3 separate regions of the Homo sapiens genome follow, and all the other regions are linked to region 1. A link is a loop called in an ENCODE intact Hi-C map of the cell type or tissue named here. Cell type or tissue: endothelial cell of umbilical vein. All regions are shown on one strand. Each heading gives the region's core, and the rest is flanking DNA. Links, peaks and the distances in the headings are about the cores only.

The links. Hi-C counts contacts between places; a loop is a spot of excess contacts. Peaks named below come from ENCODE experiments on the same cell type or tissue, not always from the same donor. Only the 100,000 strongest peaks of a DNase experiment are listed, where the experiment ranks them.
Region 2: a loop joins it to region 1, with 3 times the contacts of the local background. A loop is called at or near these places in 5 of 110 quality-filtered maps.
Region 3: a loop joins it to region 1, with 13 times the contacts of the local background. A loop is called at or near these places in 27 of 110 quality-filtered maps.

Annotation. Positions count from the first base shown.
Region 1 is chr1:97,242,506-97,246,045 of GRCh38, reverse strand. All of the region lies in intron 18 of DPYD (dihydropyrimidine dehydrogenase), which reads left to right. All of the region lies in intron 1 of DPYD-AS1 (DPYD antisense RNA 1), which reads right to left. Among named protein-coding and RNA genes, the nearest start is that of DPYD-AS1, 150 kb to the right of the region's middle. In endothelial cell of umbilical vein, for the core only: no CTCF peak of the experiment used is centred there; a DNase peak (open chromatin) is centred at 1,905.
Region 2 is chr1:96,965,160-96,968,699 of GRCh38, reverse strand. No RefSeq gene overlaps it. Among named protein-coding and RNA genes, the nearest start is that of DPYD-AS1, 130 kb to the left of the region's middle. In endothelial cell of umbilical vein, for the core only: a CTCF peak has its summit at 1,962 (motif pointing left); a DNase peak (open chromatin) is centred at 1,939.
Region 3 is chr1:97,523,903-97,527,442 of GRCh38, reverse strand. The region is part of intron 12 of DPYD (dihydropyrimidine dehydrogenase); the gene reads left to right. Among named protein-coding and RNA genes, the nearest start is that of DPYD-AS2, 270 kb to the left of the region's middle. In endothelial cell of umbilical vein, for the core only: a CTCF peak has its summit at 1,666; no DNase peak of the experiment used is centred there.

The sequences.
Region 1 (3,540 bases), core at 593-3,092:
ACATCTTTGAGAGTTGTACAGGCCAAAGAAGAGAACAAAACGCCATCAACTGCTGTACAGCCTGTGTTTCAGTAGACTCTGAGGGACACAGCCTTATCACAGAGCATAGAGATTAACACATGTAATTCTTTGTAAAGTGAAAGAGAATGTGTTGCTGAGAGTGAAAGGAATGGTTTTACAGTACAGCAAGTGCTGCCATGGACACCCTGGCCATAGAACCACCCACAGAGTAAACAGAGCACAGGATTTCAGAGAGAAAAGAAATTGTGATTTTCCAAAGGAAGAAGTAATAGGATCCTAATGGATGTGGAACCTCTTTTTTATTTTTCTGTATGTTCTCAGAATAATGCCCACTTGTTATCCTGGATTCTCCCAAGAGTAAAATGAAACTCCGGTCATCGGCATTATCATTGTCATTATAATCTTCCTCCTTCTCCTACTCAAATAATCATTTTTGAAAACACATAGAATGGTGAGATTTTTATGCTGTGTAACATTTGCTCTGGACATCCTTAAGCAAAATCACATGAGAAATATTACTTCAAGTCCACTAAGTCTGTCATAGGTGAGAATAATTTCTTGGCTGGGGAAATATGTCTTTTTTAAATAGTTCTTCTATTTATACTTATAGGTAAACCTTTAAAATTGTAGGCAAAAAGCATTGCCAGAAGCTCTTATTTGGAGAGATTGAGGCATGTGTTAATCTGGAAATAAAGAAAAGTCCTCACATTCAAACCCGGCAGTGAATTTTATGGTGATATTGCAGACTAATTGTCTTATTGTTGTAATGCATTATCTAACCACACGGCCCTGCCTTTCTTACATGCACATACTATTTAATTCCTTGAGCCTGAATTTCCATGTCTGTAAAATGGAGATAATGTATATGTGACTTGTAATGATGTCGTGAGGATATAAATAACGAGTGAATAATTTAGCAGAGCAACTGGTACTTAATAGGTTCTCAAGTTATTTCAGTCTAACCATAAAAATAATATTGCCACTGGCTTTGAATTCTAATTTTATTTTTTCATATGAAGTGGACACCAGCTTAAAAATTATAAAGGCTTCAAATAGTTTTACCACTCGCAACCAAGACACACTGTATAATCCCACATCAATGGATCTTAGTAGTATAAGGAACTGAATAGCAAGGAAGAAACTGAGTTAGAACTCTGGTCTATTTTAAATGATAAATACTAGCTGCGATGTAAAACCATTTGTGCGTTTCCTCAATAACTCTACTTTGAAAGTGCACACCATTTTTAAAGTAAAAGTACATTTAAGGTTGATAGTAAGAAAAATTTACTACTTGTTCCTGCATCAAGGTTTTAGAGCAAATAATACAATGAAGGTATTATACATATTCGTAGATATATATGATTATAGTTCACACCAGCCTATCACATAAATCAACTTGTAAAACTCTCCTTTCTTGTTTCCAAAGAGAGTACATATGATACGGCATCTACCATGGAAACTAAACCAACTTGGAAATAGCAATAATGTCCTTAATTCAGTAATTCTTTTTCTTTTAGCTGTGTTTTTCCTCTGGGTAAACCTCTCTGCGCACTGGATTTCTTTCTAAATCTGAATGTCCTCTCTGGCCATATTGAAGAATGTGCTCACTGTACTGTTTCATTAAACTGCTGTGTTGTCGGGTAATTGTTTAAACATAATGCCATAGCACTATCAAAAGGAAAGGTGAACTAATGGCATTTGCAAATGTCAGGGATTATCTTAACACTTTTATTATAGTTTATAAAAAGTAGGTTCAGGGCATTTCATGGCAATTATTTCTACAGAAATTGGTTATTTAAATAAATTGCTAATTATCTGAAGATGACAGTATTGAAAATGCTACTAATGAGTTGTTTAATAAGTGTAGCTTGTGGTGGCCACCTACAGGTTGAAAATAGAAAGAACATACATATAGACTAATTATGCCTAGTAAATGCCATATATTTTTCTCTCTAGTGACAAATTTAAAGACATTTAGCTCTTCATGCCATCTTTTGAGTCTTGGACAGTATAGTGAGTTTCTAAGCTCCTCATAAATTTGGTTTTGGTTCTAAAACAAATTTCACTTTGCTTCTGTAATTGTCTTTGTCCTATTATTCTTGGACATAATTATCTTTAGTTATAGCTAGTATGATTTTATAATTTATCATCTGAACTGGGATACTTTTAGACCAAAGGAAGATAGCTATTGTTACATTATGTAATTACAAATAAATACAGGTATAATAAACTGGGACTCTCTTGGGCAAACTGGGCTATATGGTTACTCTAGTTATACAATTACTAGCTATTCTACTTCTAATTTAATTTTTATCCAACAATTAATATAATGTCTATTTTTCTATAATGTTGATTTTTATGGTTTTATCATACCTGGATAATATATCTTTATTAATTATAACAATTATTATTATTAACTCTTCTTTCTAAAGCTTAATTTATATCCAGACACTTAAAATCAGGAAGCAGCATAGCATTGTGGTTAAGAGCATGGTGTTGGGAGTCAGGTAGGCCTGGATTCAAATACTGGACCCATACTTTCTAACAGAGTGATCTTGAGGATGTGGCATTTATCCCTGCTGAATCTCAGTTTACACATCTATAAAAATAGAGACAGAAATATCTATTTCATAGTAATGTGACCAGCACAATGTATGCAAAAATAAATAGGAAACTATCTGTCAATTAGAAAGCACTCAAAAGAGGAGCATTTATATTTAACATATTTAATCTTAAAAGTTAACTCATACTTGCTTCTTTTCTAAGTTAATCACTGGTATCTGTTGGAAAACTATAGAGCATATAAAATTGCTCTTAAACTACCAAGAATAAGTTATAGTATCCCCAGATTTTGAATTGGAAGAGAAAAACTAATCCAATATTTCCTGTAGTACAGAGAAGTCTTTCTGTTGCATCTTGCTGTCAAGTAGCCATCAAGATTCAAGGAATAGGGAAGTTCCATTGTAGCTGCTTTCATTGCTGAATTTACAATAAATTAATTATAAAAATAAGAATAATAAAACCAATCGTGTATGCTGAATTGTTCGTTCCAATTTGCTACATAGGATAAGCCCTTTTTTTCATGATTATCCTTCAAATATTTGATGACCATTTATAGGATTTCTTTTAATCACTATATAGATATATATGATATGTGTGTGAGAAAGACAGATCAAGAGAGATCATCCTATTCACTCTGTTGTGTTTGTAGATCTTTTATCTAAAATATTGGACACAGAACCAAACATGTTCTTTGTAATGTACAGAGGATAGAATCACTGTATGTATCACTCATATATAAAAATGTCACATCATATATACTGATGATGCTTATTCTCGTAAGGTGAATTTTAGGAACATTATAAAAATAGATATTTTTACTACAGAAGTAAATTATAACACCATTTTATCAAAAAGAATCCAACAATAAAAAGTATATATATATAAACTTGAAAGGTCTTCAATCCCTTTACTGCAGGACTCACCCCCTTTCCCAGAGATGATACCTGTGAACAGTAT
Region 2 (3,540 bases), core at 635-3,134, 280 kb after region 1:
AGGAAGAAGGGGGTTAGCTGCTTCACTCACAATTTTGGAACCGTGTAGCTATTCACCCTGTTTATGTAACAGATGCTAAATAGAAAAGAGATGTCAGCTTGGAAAGCAGAAACCCATACTAACCAACTCTGAAGTGAGAACTCTAATGAAAGCCAAAAATAACAAAGTTCTCTTCTCTGTGACAAGAAAGGGGTATTAAAAATTCAGGCAACCTGAAACAATCCATTCAAAATGGCATAAATCTTCCTGTAACATTTTACCATATTCCTGAATGCAACTTTTTCTACACTCACTCAGGCATGATTGTGATGGAAAGCAAGATGGATGCTATTTATAAACCAATGATTGAAAAAAAAAATTCAAAACTCTGACCGATAGACCAATGTATCCTATATTTTTAGTGGAAGCCATAGAAGGTATAGTTCTGTAGTAAAATACGTCATTTCAGTGATACACAGTTTACATTCATGTTTTTATTTTTTTAAATCATTATACATCTCCATAGGGTTTAGGTCCCCACTCCCCCCCAAGAAAAAGAGACAGAAAAATCACAAACATCCAAAGTTAAAAATTTGTATATAAATTGTATAAATTTAAATTTATAAATATAAATGTATATAAATTATATAAATATAATTTAAATGCCCTGTAAGTTTTCCTTTCAATAAAAACATTCTTACAATTTATATTTATGTAACCATCATTCAATAAGGCTAATATATAAAGATATTGCAAGGAACTCTTTCTTGTCAATGATCTGGAGATATTGCTATTGGCTTTTATTGGTAAGTTTACTCAGCAACAGTTAAGATATATACAGTCCATTGCATCTTTGTTTTGCACATTCTTGTTCAGGGTAATAAAAAGGGCCAAATTCCTTTAGTTAAACTTTTACAATGATATTGTGGCAATATATTTGAAATATTTGTCACTCTCCAAGGAATTATACTGATCAACATACAGCAGACTTTCAAATAAATCTAATTATTTGAATATGTTTATGATGGTTACTTAAATAATATTTAAATATGTAAAGATATGGCTACTTAAAAACGTTGCAGTGTTCCTGTAAAATCAAGGTTTGTTTGACTTTGATCAGGTCTCCTCCGTAAGAAGTTCGTACGGCAGTAGCAGAGCCAAGGGTCTTAAACATTCTGAAGCACCTCTTCCGTTCACCCGAAGATCTCAGGCATTCCGGATGCTGTCTCTCTGCTTTGGAATCCTGCTGAAATGAGCAGAAGTGTGCATGTGAGGAAAGTCAGGAAAGTTCATTTTATTCAGAAGTATGGAAAGGGCTGTGTGGATTTGTTTTAAAAGACCCGTCCTGGACATTGAGAGAGTGCTTTGAATTGGATATTGATATTTTCATTGAAGCTAGAGGAATCTGAAATGTTCACTGGAGTAAAGAGATTATGTTGTGATAACAACAAAAATAAGAAGCAGTGTTTCTCAGCCGGGCACGGTGGCTCACACCTATAATCCCAGCAATTTGGGAGGCTGAGGCGGGCGGATCACCTGAGGTCAGGAGTTCGAGACCAGCCTGACCAACATGGTGAAACCCCGTCTCTACTAAAAGTACAACTATTAGCCAGGCGTAGTGGCGGGCGCCTGTAATCCCAGCTACTCGGGAGTCTGAGGCAGGAGAATCGCTTGAACCCGGGAGGCGGAGGTTGCAGTGAGCCGAGATCGCGCCATTGCACTCCAGAAAGCAAGACTCTGTATCAAAAAAAAAAAAAAAAAGGTGTTTCTTACTACTGTGGCTTATGATGTAATGAAAACATGGTTATTCGCCACCATGGCACACGTTTACCTGTGTAACAAACCTGCACGTCCTGTACATGAATCCTGGAACTTTAAATTAAATTAAGTTAAATTTTTAAAAAAGAAAATATGGTTATTTATCATACGGGAAAGACCATGATGTGTTGACTGGTGTGCACTAGTTGCTAGTGCCCTCTGCTGGACAGAATGAGCATTTCACCAGGAGGGCTGTGGCTGGGCTGTCTCCCTTGTTACCAGCAGTAAGGATGGATACATATTTTTCCAATTCAGATGCTTTTGTTGTAAGACACACAACACACAGCATCTCCCCAAGGACAAAAAAATCCAAACTAAAGACAAGATACAGAGACTCATTCTTACTATGTGATTCTATTAGGAATAATGGTTTTCAATTTGCATAAACTCTGATAGCATTTTCTTTTTACTTACCCTTCCTGCCTTCTTTTAAACAAACTATATAAAACTCCTTACACTGAAATGTATTCCATAGGAACTCTTCCTATTCTTTTTCTTTCACTCTCTATCTCGGACATATTATCTAAAACATTTCTTTTTAAAAGAATATATCTTATACATATTCTATCTATATATATATTTTTAATATATGTTCCAGTTGTAAAATGCATCAATATAGTGTCATTTCAAATCTAGGCAGTAACCATGACATTGCCTTGCTCACCTCAAAAGGCTCCAGTTTATCATAAATGATCAGTAGCCGAGAGTGTGAAATCAAAGCTAGAGAAACATGAAAGACCTCCTTCTGGTGTCAAGTCCTTTGAGGCCAGTTCGGACCAGCAGTCCAGCAGTAGGAAACACAGCAGTGGAGGTGTGCAGAGGCTTGTGTGAACAGTTCACCGTTGTTCACACCCCTTGAGTTTGGTTGTTGAATGGAAGGTTGAAACATATTTCCTCAACTCAAAGCAAAACTAACCTGAAAACATAAATTGGCCCATTTGGGCTTCAAACTTGACTCAAATGTACAAAAAGGGGTTCACAAACTTCAGGGAACCTGATTCAACCTTTTAGTTTGTTAAGAAACCCAGAAGAGAGGGCCTTTATAGTTATCAAAGGTCTGCACGTTACCTCGCCAATGGAAGTGTGCTGTTAATAAAAGCTGCTCCCCCACGTGTCGGGGGCACCAACCCACTGTGCCTCAGAAGTTCCCAAATGTCTGGCATGGTACCAACCTTTTTTTTTAGGCTAAATTTATACTCTATCCAGTTAAACTGTGATGAGCGGAGTGTCAGTTACTTCAGTTAAACAAATAGCTAATTCTGAAAATAATATTAAAATTAACTTTGATAAGGTTATAGACATAAAAACTGAACATATTAAGGTTTTATATCATTGTCCACTTTATAATAATAATTTCAAAAACTTACAGCAAGGACCCTAATGTATTTCATGTTTGCTTTGTACTTTTCTTCGATATATTTGAAAATGTTTGAAAAACGGCTTATACTCCTGTAACATCTGCTAAATGGTCTCATAAGTGTCAGCACCTTCAATGTCACTTGCTTTCTATAAATAGCTAACATGCCTGAAGCTTCTCAAACATCACTTACTTTGTACCTGGAGGTTTGTTTTCCCTCTGTGTTGGAACAGATTTTTTTTTTAATGTATAGGCAACCCTAACACCATTGTTCTATTTTTCATACTTGGAGCTCTTCTTGCCTTTTGTCATATCTGATATTGTTTTAATATGTGGAAATCAGACAAAAATGTCAAAAGAAGAAGAAAACACCAGCAGAGATGTAC
Region 3 (3,540 bases), core at 635-3,134, 280 kb before region 1:
GTTAGTTTCTTGTTTTGAGGACATTAATAATTTAGAAAATTCATGTTTATGTAAGATGGGGGCAGCAGCTGGGCATGGTGGCTCACGCCTGTAATCCCAGCACTTTGGGAGGCCAAGGCAGGCAGATCACGAGGTCAGGAAATCAAGACCATCCTGGCCAACATGGTGAAACCCTGTCTCTACAAAAAATACAAAAATTAGCTGGGCGTGGTGGCAGGCGCCTGTGGTCCCAGCTACTCGAGAGGCTGAGACAGGAAAATGGCGTGAACCCGGGAGGTAGATCTTGCAGTGAGCCGAGATCACGCCACTGCACTCCAGCCTGGGCGACAGAGCAACACACCGTCTCAAAAAAAAAGAAAAAAAAAAAAGGTTGGGGGCAGTTTGATATAATGTAGTTTGTGTAAACTTTCAATTCAGGTCTTGCTCTACCACTTATTAATCTTTGGACAAGCAGTTTACTTTCTTTGGGCCTCACTTTCCTCATCTTCAATAGGAGAATAATGCATACCTTAAAAATCGTGATTAAAAAATACTTATCACTGGATCTGGTATAAATATTACTTGCAAATGGACAACTGTCTTGTTGATTTTAAGAATAAAATAGAAAAACATTTTAACTGTCCTATTTTTACAGTAGACCTTAACATTTGGACAATGTGTTGATGCTTGTCAGAGCTGACACTTTATTAGCAGATGAGAGGTCCACATGAGCACCTTTTAGACTATCTTCCGAACTTAAACGGTCTGTTCTCTTGAACAGACCCCCAGTAGCCACGTAGTTGAATAAAATAGACACCTAACACAATATTGGCCAAGCCTGAATCTCTTACTTGATAATTAGGAACTAGGAAAAGAACTCATGTTACTGGAGAAGTGACCTCATCCTTGAATGCTCTGTGTAATTTCTTGGAGGGATTTTTAAAATATTTTTAAAAATACTATTATTTGAGTCCCCCTCCAAGGGATTCTGATATAATTAGTAGGAAGGTACCTGGCCTGGACATCATAATTTTTAAAACTCTCTACGTGTTTCTGGTAAGTAGAGTAAAAAATTACTGGTCTAGACCTACACAATATTAATCATTCTGGATAAAGAAGTAGAGAAAGCCAATTGGAAGAGGGAGAAGAATAAAGTAGCTGTACATAGAAAGAAAGAGGACAAAGCACGAAAAATCTTCTTACTTTCCTCGAGAATTCCCAGCTCTTCCTGGAGGCCTGGCTGCATTTCTGCATGAGTTTCATGAGATCTTCCTGTAACTCATGATAAGTATCTGAGGCCAATTCATTACTTCCCACCAAAGGAGTTCATTCTAAATTGGAAGTCAGAATTCCAGTAGGGAGAAAAATGCTCTATTTTAGGCAAGACCTTGGCAAAAGTGTGATGTTGGTGAATCTTTGTGTCATTTAATGTGACTGAATTATAGAAACACACACACACACACACACACACACACACACACACACTCTTAATTACCCAGGGCAATTACTTACTCTTCCCACTAGATAGCTCTTGGAGAGACTGGCCTAAAACACACACACACACACACGCGCGCGCGCACACACACACACACGCACACTCTTAATTACCCAGGGCAATTACTTACTCTTCCCACTAGATGCTCTTGGAGAGACTGGCCTAAAACACACACACACTCTCTCTCTCTCTCTCTCTCTCTCTCTCTCTAATTACCCAGGGCAATTACTTACTCTTCCCACTAGATGGCTCTTGGAGAGACTGGCCTAAAATCAGCAATCTTCCAGAGCTTCAATGCCACTCTATGTTAGAATCATAGAATAATGGGCTTTTATAGATTTGGAATAAAGCTAATGATTATTTCATCTAAACTGATTATCACCTTACTGGAAACTAATTTGAAAAAGACACTAAGTACCCAAGGTCACTAGTCTAATACATTCAGTAAATATGTTGAGTATCTCTCTGCCAAGTCTTATGCTAGGTGCTGAAATTAAATCAAGCGGGAGATAGCATATATGTAAGCAAATAAGTACAGAGTACGATTAGGAAGCAGCTTTGCTTGTGGGAAGCTGAGGAGGTTTTTTTTTCTTTCTTTCTTTTCTGTTTTCATCAGCTATACTGCAATATAATTTGTATATAATAACATTTGCCAATTTCCATTATACCATTTGATGAGTTTTGACTGATGTATGGAGTCATGCAACCATCACCACAATCACTCACCATAAATGTTGAGTAGGAATCATCAGCCTACTGTGATTCCTGTGCTGCGAAAGACTGAGACATGAAGCAAAGGGATGAGTTAAGAGGTTATTGTGGTAAATTCAGTGAGAGATAACCATGCTTAGACCAGGAGGTAGTAGTGGAGATGAGAAACGTAATATATTTGGAAAAAGGGACAATAGATTTTTCTGACAGACTGGCTGTAAGGTGTAAAAGAAAAGGCACAAATGATTGTAAGGTTTTTGGCCAAAGGTATTGGAAGGATACAGTTGCCATTCATTGAAATGGGCAAGGCTGTAGAAGAAGCAGGTTTGATGGCAGAAAATTTGCGTCAGGGGTTTTCAGTTTAAAATGCCTAATAAATATTCAAGTGTAATAAGTTTAAAATACAAATCAGAAATATCCAACTGATTGCAACAATCTAATCAGAGGAGAGGTCTGAGTTAGGGATAGAAATTTGGGGGTGTAAATTATATCCTGAATAAACTGTAATGTGTCCATCAAGAAGGATAACATCCTAGGGGTGTTTGATGATGGATACAGACTGTTTTCAAAAAAAGAAAGAAAGAAGAGATGATTAGCACACAATGTCCAGAGGTGAGGCTTCCTGGATGCTCAGTAACTGAAACATCCAGAAATATTCTTGGGTTATATATCGGTAAGTTATCTTGGCCTCAGAACTTTGTGGGAATATATCTTAGACCATGACTAGTTCTGATTTTTGAATAGGCCTTTTCTGAGTTCGTTGTTCTACACTTTACCACAAGCCCCTTGTGGAAAATGTGCCCAGCCAAGACTTCAGAGTTTATGGCGATAATAATCACAAAGTCATGGAATTAGGGCTTGGAAAATATCCTAAAGTTTATCTAGCTCCAACTTCACACCCATGGCATGACTAATAGATAATCTGAGTCATATCCAATGGAAATGAGCTCACATCTCCCAGGACAGACCCTACCCCTAATGGACAACTCTATTTCAAAATTCTTTCTTATGTGAAATACAAACATAACTCGCTGTAGTTAATTTTCTTTTCTGCATCTAAGGGACCCCAATGACTATATTCCTGCAGTTTGTGAGTTTCAACTTGACCATAAGTTTCTTGGGTTTCTCCCCGTTACAGAGCCTGTTACACAGTTTAGGTTTTAAAACTTCAACCCTTGGCCTTCATGACACCTTTGCGGTATCTTCTGTCAAGAGGCTTACTAGACTTTTTTTTTTTAGTTTAAAATAATTATTCATGGTTAAATTGTGATAAAACATACATAATATAAAATTTACCATCTTAGACATCTTTAAGTGTACAGTTCCAGTGGCATTAAGCACATACATCATGTTTC